2 separate regions of the Mus musculus genome follow, and region 1 is linked to region 2. A link is a contact called in ENCODE POLR2A ChIA-PET data. All regions are on one chromosome and are shown on one strand. Each heading gives the region's core, a stretch centred on a gene start or an enhancer-like site at or near the end of the contact. The rest is flanking DNA. Distances are from core to core; before and after follow the strand shown. Region 1 overlaps Ube2v1 (ubiquitin-conjugating enzyme E2 variant 1). Region 2 has its middle 6.2 kb from the start of Gm11476.

Region 1 (5,694 bases), core at 1,948-4,447, 75 kb before region 2:
AAGTGGGTCTGGCCCCTAGACAGCTCAGCTGCTGGAGAGACAAAGGCAGCACGGGCAGAAATTGGAGGCTCGCTCAAGTACAGAGGCAGGCAGTTGAAGGCCGTCCTGTACAGTTGAGTAAGGTACTGTGTTAGAGAGCTTCAGTGGCAGGGGATTTGCCTGGCATGTGCCAAGCCCTGGGCAATACCCAATATGGTGGCTACCCCCTCCCTCCAACATTAAGTTTCCCTCAGATTCCTACTTTTTTTTTGAATGGGGAAGGATTGTTGGAACCAACCATGGCAGCGCACACTTCTAATCCTAGCAGTCTGGAGGCAGAGGCAGGTGGATCTCTGAGTTTGAGGCCAGCCTGGTCTACACGGTGAGTTCAGGACAATCAGAGCTGCACAGAGAAGTCCTGTCCTTTTTTTTTTTTTTTTTTTTTTTTTTTTTTAAGATTTATTTATTTATTTATTATATGTAAGTACACTGTAGCTGTCTTCAGATGCACCAGAAGAGGGCATCAGATCTCATTACAGATGGTTGTGAGCCACCATGTGGTTGCTGGGATTTGAACTTCGGACCTTCGCAAGAGCAGTCGGGTGCTCTTACCCACTGAGCCATCTCACCAGCCCTTTTTTTTTTTTTTTTTTTTTAAGATTTATTTATTATTATATGTAAGTACACTGTAACTGTCTTCAGACACACCAGAAGAGGGCATCAGATCTTATTACAGATGGTAATTTGAACTCAGGACCTTTGGAAGAGCAGTCAGTGCTCTTAACTGCTGAGCCGTCTCTCCAGCCCCCACCCTGTCTTAAAAAACTAAAAAAAAAATGGCCAGGCAGTGGTGGCGCACACCTTTAATCCCAGCACTTCGGAGGCAGAGGCAGGTGGATTTCTGAGTTCAAGGTCAACCTGGTCTACAGAGTGAGTTCCAGGACAGCCAGGGCTACACAGAGAAACCCTGTCTCGGAAAAAAGAAAAAAAAAAAAAGTTAAAAAGCTGAGCCAGGTGTACTGGCACATACCTTTAGTCCCAGCACCAGGACAGCAGCAGCAGGTAGATTAGAGTTCAAAGCCATCTTGATCTATATAGCAAGTTCCAGATCCTGTCTCAAAAGTTAAAATAAGGCTGGGGGCTGGGAATGGATTGCTGGGGAAGGGCTCTCATGCCAGAACAGACATCCTGAGTGCCACGGACCTGCTGTGGCACACAAAAGAAGTAAAATGTAGCCATTGTAAAAGCTACCAGATTTTACATCCAAAACCAAAAAACCCACACCTCAGATGACTGAGTGTGCTCCAGAGCCTGGTGACCTGAATCCAGTCCCCACGATCTATGTGGCAGTAGAAGAGAACCGACTCCTGGCCGTTGTCTTCTGACCTCAAGTGCATCACGGTGCACACAAAATAAGAAAATGTAACTGAAAGACAAAACCCTGAACTTGGGCCAGGGAGGTGGCTCCCGATGCAGGCATCTGCTGGGTAAACCTGGGGAAGTGGGTTTGATCCCCAGACCCCAGGAAAGAGAGAATTGTGCTTACAAGGTTGTCCTCTGACCTCCACACACAAAATGACCTCAGACATCCAGATAGCCTCAGTTGTCATCTGATGATGTCCAGTATTTTGGTCCTAGTCAAGGTAGGGCTCGAAGTATGGCCAGAAGATTCTGCTATCCATCCAGGAAGCTACCATGGTGTGCCAGACAGCTGGTCAGTTGTGTGTGTGTGTGTGCTGAGGGCAGGTTGAACGAGTCATATAGCTCTGTCTGAGAGGAGTGAGATAGTAGAAAACAGGCAGGAACAGAAAGAGAAAGCATCTGTGTGTGGGTGGGCAGGAGGCTCGGTCAAGGTGCAAGCTACAGAGCCCTGCTGGCCTCTGCAGTCAGAGGACCGACGAGTCTTGTTCATTCTGTTTGTATGTTATCTGGAATTCTGCTTAAATTTTAAAATCCTCACTAAGCATTTTGTAAGATTCTCAAACCAAACTAGGTGGGCACACCTATAATGTTAGGACTTGGGAGTAGAGGCCTGGGACCTGAGGGCATCCTTGTTATATAAGCTAACTCACAGCCAGCCTGGGCTATATGAGACTCAGTGTTCATACACACACACACACACACACACACACACACACACACACACACACACACACACACCAATAATATAATAATAATTAGGCTCCCTTTTAGTGAAGTGTTTCCTGGGTATGTTTTCAGGAATCTGTCAGTATCCTGTGAGACGGGTTTACCAGCACACATCAGGTACCTGCTGGAGAAGGCAGTGTGCGAGGTCACGTGTGGTCAGAGTGTCCGGTCAGCTCGCTGGAGCTGAGCAAGAGGCAAGAGGAGGGGTGTAGGCTGGGGAGGAAGAAGCTAGTGACTTGCCAGCTGTCCATGCCCTGGGCGAAAGCACCGTGACACAAAGGCTGAAGGAAGCCAAGCCTCCCCCGGAAGCCTGAAGGACGTCTACCGTGGTGCTGGCCACTTGTGATGAAGGCTCCGTGGAGCAAACCTGGCTTGGCTGTGCTGAGAGGCTTGTGGTGCCCTACAGGGAAACGATGGTGTCCTGATCACGTCCTTGGAGAACAGGCAGGGGGAGTCAGGCAGAGCAAGAGGCAGAGGTGGCAGGGTCCCCAGAAGTCCCTAGCGAGATGATGGTTGGGGTAAGAAAACCAACCGCACAGAGATGCAAGGAGGGATTGCCGACTGACTGAGATGGAGCCAGAAGAAGTGTTGGTGCCACATCCCAAGATTAGGAGTGACTGTGCTATTTGGGGATGTGTGCAGCAGGATCTGTTTGGAAGTGTTCTGGGTGCCTGAGGCCCCAGAGGCCGGGTGTCTGGGAGGGATGGCGTAGCATGGACATTGAGTCAGCTTAGTGTGAGATGTGGCTCAATGGAAGCACTTGAGCAGTTGGGTTGAGAGCTGAAGGGTCAGGCTCAGGGGCCAGGGTGAGTTTGGAGGCAGGAACATGGAACTGAGTGTGACATCTGGCCAGGAGCTGGGGTGCAACATCTCCTGCCATGAATGACCGGGGGAGTGCTCAAGTAGAGCCACAGTTGGGACTCCTGTGGGGACAGCCTGTGACTGCTGAGCTGGAGAGGGTATGTGTCAGGAGAGGTGCTCCACCATGGTGGCCATGTGCCACCACAGCCTTCCAGGCTCACTCCTTCTGCAGAGGTCAAGAGTATTGTGACCTCTGCTAGGCCAGGGGAAGGGAAGGGAAGGGCTCAGCTCCTGTAAACAGGCGGGGCCTGGCTCAGTGGGCACATGCACCCTGGCTTCAGTATTCACCCTCCCCTCCCCTTCCCTGTCCCCCTCTCTCCCCGCCCTCTCCCTCTGACACCCAGTCACCTCCTACTGTGGACCCAGTCTAGGGGAAAAATACTAATGCTGTTGGTGCGCTTGTGTGTGTGTGTGGGCATGCGTGCCATCATGTGCAGTCAGAGGAAAGTGTGTGCAAGTCAGTTCCCTCCTTCCACCCCACACTTCCGGGGAGAGAGCTGGTGCTGCCAGCCTTGATGGCAGGTGCCTCTCTATGCTGAAGTAGCTCGCTGTCCCCAGCCTGACCGGGAAAACAGCAGATTACTGAAGGAGGTCAAGTGTCATAGAAATGAGTCCCCACAAAAGATGGAGTCTGTCTTATGGCTGAAGGAAGTCTTCTATAAAAAACAGGAAGTGCCAAGGCTGGGCGATACCTTGGTGGAGTGGAGTACAGGTGCGCGCGCGCACACACACACACACACACACACACACACACACACACACACACACACGGCTGAGGCAAGAAGATGACAGGTCTGGATAATAAGGAGAGAATCACTAGCCTTGATTCTCAGAGATCTCACTGCCTCCTGGGTCCTTCCCAGCACTTGGGAAGCAGAGGCAAGTGGAGGCCATCCTGGGCCAATCGTGAGACTCTCTCTCTAATCGGAATTAGGTTTGACTCTTGTGTGTGCCGGCATACACACCGGCGCAGGATGCATGGAGCCACAGCGTGGAATACCTTCTCCTTGCTGCCTTGAGACACGGCCCCACTGAACCAGCAGCCCCCTGACTGTCAAGTGCTGGCTTGTTGGCAGATAGGCACGTGCTCCTACTCCCTGTTTTCTACATGGCTGTGTGGGATTTGAACTCAGGTCCTCATGCTTGCAGAGCAGGTGCCCTTGGCATTGAGCTGTCTCCCAGTCCTCCCTCTCATTTTTTATTTAACTCTGAGCAGAGTAATTGTGTTGTTTCCCTTTTGCCTGTGATGTCCAAACCTTGTGTTTACTGAAGGACGTCACCTCATATAGCCGAACAGTGCGGCTGGCTCTCCAAGATGGGACAGATGCTAATGATTCTGAGCCAGCGAGTCAAGCATGCTTTATGTTTCTGCTCTTCTTGTTTTTCCCCCAGTGACCACATTTGCTACTTAGTGTTTTCAGTCAAATGACTCTTTTGCTTGAGCTTGTCTTGGGGTGGCTCAGGTGGTGAGACCTTGTAAGACTGAGGACCGGGCTTTGAGCCTCAGCCCCCAAGTGGGAGCTAGACAGGCAGGCATGGTGGTACATGTCTGTGACCTAGGCATTTGGAGATGGGGACAGGAATCCTGGGGTTCACTGCCCAGCCTTCACAGTCTATGAGTGAGAACCAGCCACTGAGAGACCCTGCCTCAAAAACTGAGGTGGACAGCTCCTGAATAACAACACCCAAGGACATGCATGGACACGCATGGACACATGTGTGTGCACAGTTCTTTTCTTTTTTTTTTTTTTTTTTTTTTTTTTTCTTTTAAAAATTTGGTTTCTCTGTAGCCTTGGAACTTGTTCTGTAGACCAGGCTGCCTCAACCTCAGAGATCCAGCCACCTCTGCCTCTCAAGTGCTGGGATTAAAGGCGTGTGCCACCACTCCCAGCTTCCAACACTTTTTTTTTTTTTCGAGACAGGGTTTCTCTGTGTAGCCCTGGCTGTCCTGGAACTCACACTGTAGACCAGGCTGGCCTCGAACTCAGAAATCTGCCTCCCGAGTGCTGGAATTAAAGGTGTGCGCCACCACGCCCGGCCACAATTTTTTTTAAAAAAAGAAGCTTTCCCATTACTGTAAATGGGGTTAGGATGATGTTATTTGTCCTAAATAAATTCTGTGGTGCTGGAAATAGAAGCTGAGGCAGGTGTCTGCCAGGCTTGTGCTCTGCCACTGAGCTGAACCCCAGCAGTAGTGAAGTTGCTGTTGCTGCTGCTGGAGGAGGAGAGGAGAGGAGAGGGGAGGGTGAGACTAGGCCTTTCAACTGATGGGACCCTGTGCTGCTTTCTAGTCCAGGGAGCCACTCCTTTTTAAAATTTTTTTTTTTTTTTTTTTTGGTTTTTCGAGACAGGGTTTCTCTGTGTAGCCCTGGCTGTCCTGGAACTCACTCTGTAGACCAGGCTGGCCTCGAACTCAGAAATCCACCTGCCCCTGCCTCCCGAGTGCTGGGATTAAAGGCGTGCGCCACCACGCCTGGCTTAAAATTATTTTTATTTTATGTGCATTAGTGTTTTGCCTGCATGTATATCTGTGTGAGGGCACTGGATCCCCTGAAACTGGAGTTACAGAGAGTTGTGAGCTGCCGTGTTGGCGCTGGCAATTGAAGCCAACTGAGTCCTCTGGAAGAGCAGCCAGTGCTCTTAATTGCTGAGCCGTCTCTCCAGCCCCCGGGGAGTCGGTCATAACAGGAGCTGTGACACTGGAGG
Region 2 (5,267 bases), core at 2,027-4,526:
TGGGGGTGGTGACATGCACCTATGATCCCAGCGTCTGGGTGGCAGAGCCAGAAGGTCGCTTGTAAGTTTGGGGCCAATCTGGTCTTACCTAGTGAGTTCCAGGCCAGCCAAATCTACATAAAGAGCCTATGTTCTAACTTCACATTCTGTTGCACTCTGACTTAAAAACCATGGAGGAACAATGTTTGCTGGCTCTATCCAGCTAGCTTTCTTATACAGCTGAGGACTACCTGCCTATAGAATGGTACCTCCTACAGTGGGCTGGACCCTCCTACAATTAACAGTCAAGACATCCCCCCAGAGGCCTGCACGCACACACACACACACACACACACACACACACACACACACACACACACACGAATGGAGCTGGGTGTAGTTCAGTGGTAGAGCACTTACCCAGCATGCAAGGTCCTGGGTTCCATTCCCAGTATCCTCTACGTCTACCCCCATAAAGACAAGTTCAAGTTCTAAGCACAGGATTCATAAACACAATTTCATTTGCAACAGGCTCTTTGCAGATGTGACGGAGCCAAACATAGCTTATGGCAGAACAGCTCTGAGTTTAACAGGACCCCAAAGGAGGCGCATCCTGGAACAAAGACTCCAGGCAGGCTTTTCCCCTGGGCCTCGGAGCCTTTACCCTGAGGATCCACTTCCTTTGGGTTTCTGGTCAGTGATGAAATCTCACTGCTTCAAGCTGCCCAGGTCACAGCACAGCGTTTTCAGAGAAACCGTGGAAAGGCCAGAGATACACAAACCCCATGTGAGCAAGCAGAAGAGGAGTCCAGATTGGGGGGTTTGTCAGCCACACGTTGTGGTCTGGAACCTTCTGATCTACAACGGTCACAGGATCCCCCTTAGCCCACAGGTCTGCGATGTCCTTACTCACTCTCCAGCACTCATGACTCTGGCTACCACGGCAAAAGGCTGGGCCTGTAGCTCAAGTGTGTGAAAGACACAAGTTGAATTGGTTGTCATTTAAGACACTCAGAAGTAAAACGAACCAAAGGGCAAACAGTAATACAAGAGCTGAGGGTTCAAATCTCAGGGCTTCAACTGCTTCTACTGACTTACTCGGGGTAAGTCACTCACCCTCTCTGTGCCCAGGCTAGTCCCTAGGTCAGTTGTGAATGTCTGCTGCACTGATCTCAGTGTTTGACAGAGTGGCAACAGGCAAGACAGAGAACAGACTGCAGCTCCCCCTGGGTGGAGTTGATGCTCTGGAAAGAAGAGGGCCAACAGTGGACCTGTGAAGGGGGACAGGTGGACACGGAGATATGTGTTTTATCAGACGTTAGTAGCAAGGGCAAAACAAGGCAGGAAGGACTGTGGGACAAAGAGGAGAGGGATGGTGGGAGGTGACCCTGTGGCCCCCTGGACGGAGTGTTCCTGCTGAAGAGAACAGGGCGTAAGCTCACCTGGAGTAGCTGAAAAGAACAGGGAGAGCGAGCGGAGGTGACAGGGCTACACAGGCCCCATGGGACAAGAAGAACTGGAGATTTGGTTCTAGTTTGGTTTTGCCACAGTGGGGTCAAAACCCAGGGCCTTGTGTAGGGTGGGCAAGGGTTCTATCAGTGAGCCGTGGCTCAAGCCTGTTTGATCGATTGGTTGATTGTCAAGGCAAGGTCTCACTGTGTAGCCTGCTTGGCATACAGATCCACCTGCCTATACCACGTGTCGGGAATAAAGGTGTATATCACCGTGCCCAGCTAATTCATTTATTTTTTTGAGACAAAGTCACTCTCACTATGTAGCTCTTGCTGGTCTGGAACTCACTACACAGATCAGCTTGGCCTCGAAGTCTCAGAGATCCACTGACGGCTTCTCTCTGTGTGCACCCCTGAAACTGATACATTGGTTATGTATCACCGCTGTTTTTTTGTTTTGTTTTGTTTTTTCCTATTGAAAGTCTCATGTAGCCCAGGATAGCCTCACACTCCTTAAGTAGTCAAGGATAACCTTGAACCTCTGATCCCCCTGCCTCCACCTCTGAAGTACAGGAATTACACCACGCTTGGGTGTCTCTGGGGTGGTTCCGAGCCCTGTGTGCTCGATAGGCAGGCAGACACATCCTAAGCCACATCCCAGCCTCGTTTGCTTTTTTATTGAGAAAATGTAAATGAAGTTCTTCAAGACCTGGAGTCTGGGGACCTAAAGCTCCAGGAAAGCAGTGATGGCGTGGGTCAGCTGATGGCGTGGGTCACCTGATGCTCATGTCGTCCCCTCCCAGCCCTCCCCCTCCCCCTTCCCAGTTCACATCTTATGGGCATGAATATTTTTGCCGGCACATATGTACATGTACCATGTACATGCTTGGGGCCTGCAGAGTTCAGAAAAGAGCATTGGATCCCCTGGAACTGTAGTTACGGACAGTTGTAAGCTGCCCTGTGGATGCTGGGAATCGGACCTGAATCCTCTGTAAGAGTAGCTAATGCTCTTAACTGCTGAGCCATCCCTAAAGCACCAGATTTTTTATTTTGTTTTGTTTTGTTTTTTATTGAGGACATAAATTCCTATCACATTTGTGAAACTGACCATTGAAAAGCAAGAGAAAAAAAAAAAAAGGTTGCCCCAGATCCCTGCCTGCTGGGACCCACACATCCCAGTCTAGGGGATACCTCTGAGCAGTTGCCAGGCCACTAATAGGGCCCAGATGTGCCCAGAGGTGGCCCTGGCTCCAGACCTGCCTGCTGGGACACTCACCCGGGGGTGGCTTTACAGCCAGTTTATTTCCTGGAATGATTTTAAAGAAAATCCCAAGGGAAGAGCTAATGGCCCGGCCAGATCCTGCAGCCCCGAGCCGAGCCGCATCTCCCCAGGCCCAGCTCGAGCTTCGGTGGAGACAGGGGCTTGTTCTTAGGCAGGAAGCCAACTGTCCAGCGCAGTGAGAAGGGCTGTGCTGAAAGGGCTCCATTTTAGGACCATTGCAGCAAGTGGGTTCTTTGTTTGGTTTTCAGAGACAGGAGCCCAGGTTGGCCTCCAACTTAGGAACTTGCCACGGATGAGCTTGAACTTCTGTGCTTCCTTCCTTCCTTTGACTCAGAGTACTGGGATCACCTGCAAGCACCACCTCACCATGCGGCCCCAGCGGACGCAGTGCGGGGACCAAGCCCAGAGCTTCATGCCTGCTACGCCAGCACTGGACCAACTGAGGCCCATCCCAGCCAGCCCTCCCAGGACAGACATATCGCCGTCTATCATGGAAGGAAGTGAGGCACTCAGCTCAGGAACTCAAGGCAGGAACCTGGGGGCAGGAGCTGGTGCAGAGGCCACCGAGGAGGGCTGCTGACTGGCGTGACTTACTCAGCCTTCTTTCTCTGACCATCTAGGGCCACCTGCCTGTGGATGACATCACTTACAGTGGGCTGGGCCCTTCCACATCAATCATCAATCAAGAAAATGCACCACAGGCTAGCTCACAGGCATATCTTACAGGGGCCCTTTCTCCACTGAGGCTCCCTCTTCCCAAATGACTCCAGCTTGTGTCAAGTTGACATGAAACTAGCCAGCACAAACTGACTTTATAGATCAGGCTTGTCTTGAACATACAGAGATCCACCTGCCTCTGTCCCCCAGGAGCTGACATTAAAGTTGCCTGCCATCACACCTGAGTTTTATTTTGTTTGTGTGTGTGTGTTTGTTTGTTTGTTTTTCTTTTTGAGATAGGTCTTGCTATGTAGCTCAGGCAGACCTTGAACTCCTGACAATCTTTTTGCCTTAGCCTCCAGAGTGTTGATGTGGGCCACCAGGCCTAGAAGGCCTGTACTTTTAAAAAATACTAATATTGGGCGCACGCCTTTAATCCCAGCACCCGGGAGGCAGAGGCAGGTGGATTTCTGAGTTCAAGGCCAGCCTGGTCTACAGAGTGATTTCCAGGACAGCCAGGGTTATACAGAGAAACCCTTTCTCAAAAAACAAACAAACAAAAACATAAAGAGCACTGACTGCTCTTCCAGAGGTCCTGAGTTCAAATTCTAGCAACCACATGGTGGCTCACAACCATCCGTAATGAGATCCGATGCCCTCTTCTGGGGTGTCTGAAGACAGCTACAGTGTACTTAAATAAATAAATCTTAAAAAAAAAAAAAAAACTAATATCACAGGCTGGGGCTGTAGCTCTGCAGTCAGCCATAGAGCACTTGACCAGCGTATATGAGAGTCTGGGCTATCTCTCCAGCACCACAAAAAACCACAGTGCTTATAAGCCCTTCAAAGCCCTTCACACAGAAAGCAAACACTCCTCTCTCTCTCTCCCTCTCTCTCTCTCTCTCTCTTTCCTTTTTTTGAGGCTAACCTAGTCTACAAAGTGATACCTTCTCTTCAAAGCAGGGGATAAGGGTGGGGTTGGCTTAGATTGAAACTTCATTTGTAGGATTTTTGCCTGGAATACACAAGGTTTTGGTGCTCTATCCTCAGAAGAGCACAACAAGACAGAGTTGTATACATCTGTTATCCCAGCACTTGGGAGGTGGAGGCAGGAGGGTCACTACTACATGAAGACTTTGTAGCTAGCCTGAGCTACACAAAAGCCTGCTTCAAAGATAATGCTTAAATAAATAAATAAAATAAACGGTGGCCGTGTTGGTTGGCGCATGCCTTTAATCCCAGCACTTGGGAGGCAGAGGCAGACAGATTTCTGAGTTTGAGGCCAGCCTGGGCTACAGAGTGAGTTCCAGGACAGCCAGGGCTACACAGAGAAATCCTATCTCGAAAAAAACAAAAAACAAATAACAAACAACAACAACAAAATGCTTAAACAAACAAACAAACAAAATAAATGATGGCAGTGTTGATTGGCGCACGGCTTTAATCCCAGCACTTGGGAGGCGGAGGCAGGTGGATCTCTGTGCCTTCCAGGCCAGCCTGGTCTACAGAGTGAATTCCAGGCCAGCCTGGTCTACCGTTTGTTCCAGGACAATTGGAACTACATAGGGAGACCCTGTCTCAAAAACAAACAAATCTAAAACTCAAAGAAGGCCTCCCCTCCCGCCTCCACCCTTGATTCTCTCACTTCTCCTTGGCTAGTTTGGCTGCCTGCCTTCTCCTAGAGACAGCCTTTTCTCCTCACGTTGTCAAAAGCTGCACATTTCTGTGAATAACCCTTTGCAGTCCCCACCCCAGTTCTTCCCACAGAAGGCTGTCTGTCTGTCTACTCGGCCCCAGGCTTAGAGAGGTTCCTTCTGGGACAGCTGTGTCCTCTCTCCCATTTACTGGGGTCCAGGACCAGTCCCAAGGAAGCGAGGAAGGCCCCAGGCTGGGTGGGC

The links. ChIA-PET counts read pairs that join two places held with the same protein, here RNA polymerase II (POLR2A).
Region 1: POLR2A ChIA-PET joins it to region 2 with 15 read pairs in embryonic stem cell. The contact joins two enhancer-like sites. POLR2A ChIA-PET finds 5 or more read pairs at or near these places in 3 of 5 experiments (Patski and embryonic stem cell).

The regions. Positions count from the first base shown.
Region 1 is chr2:167,619,239-167,624,932 of GRCm38, reverse strand. The region is part of intron 1 of Ube2v1 (ubiquitin-conjugating enzyme E2 variant 1); the gene reads left to right. Among named protein-coding and RNA genes, the nearest start is that of Ube2v1, 9.9 kb to the left of the region's middle. Within about 2 kb of position 3,197, at least 1 of the 3 ENCODE cell types and tissues checked has a DNase peak (open chromatin) inside an H3K27ac peak, as active enhancers do.
Region 2 is chr2:167,544,525-167,549,791 of GRCm38, reverse strand. No RefSeq gene overlaps it. Among named protein-coding and RNA genes, the nearest start is that of Gm11476, 6.2 kb to the left of the region's middle. Within about 2 kb of position 3,276, at least 1 of the 3 ENCODE cell types and tissues checked has a DNase peak (open chromatin) inside an H3K27ac peak, as active enhancers do.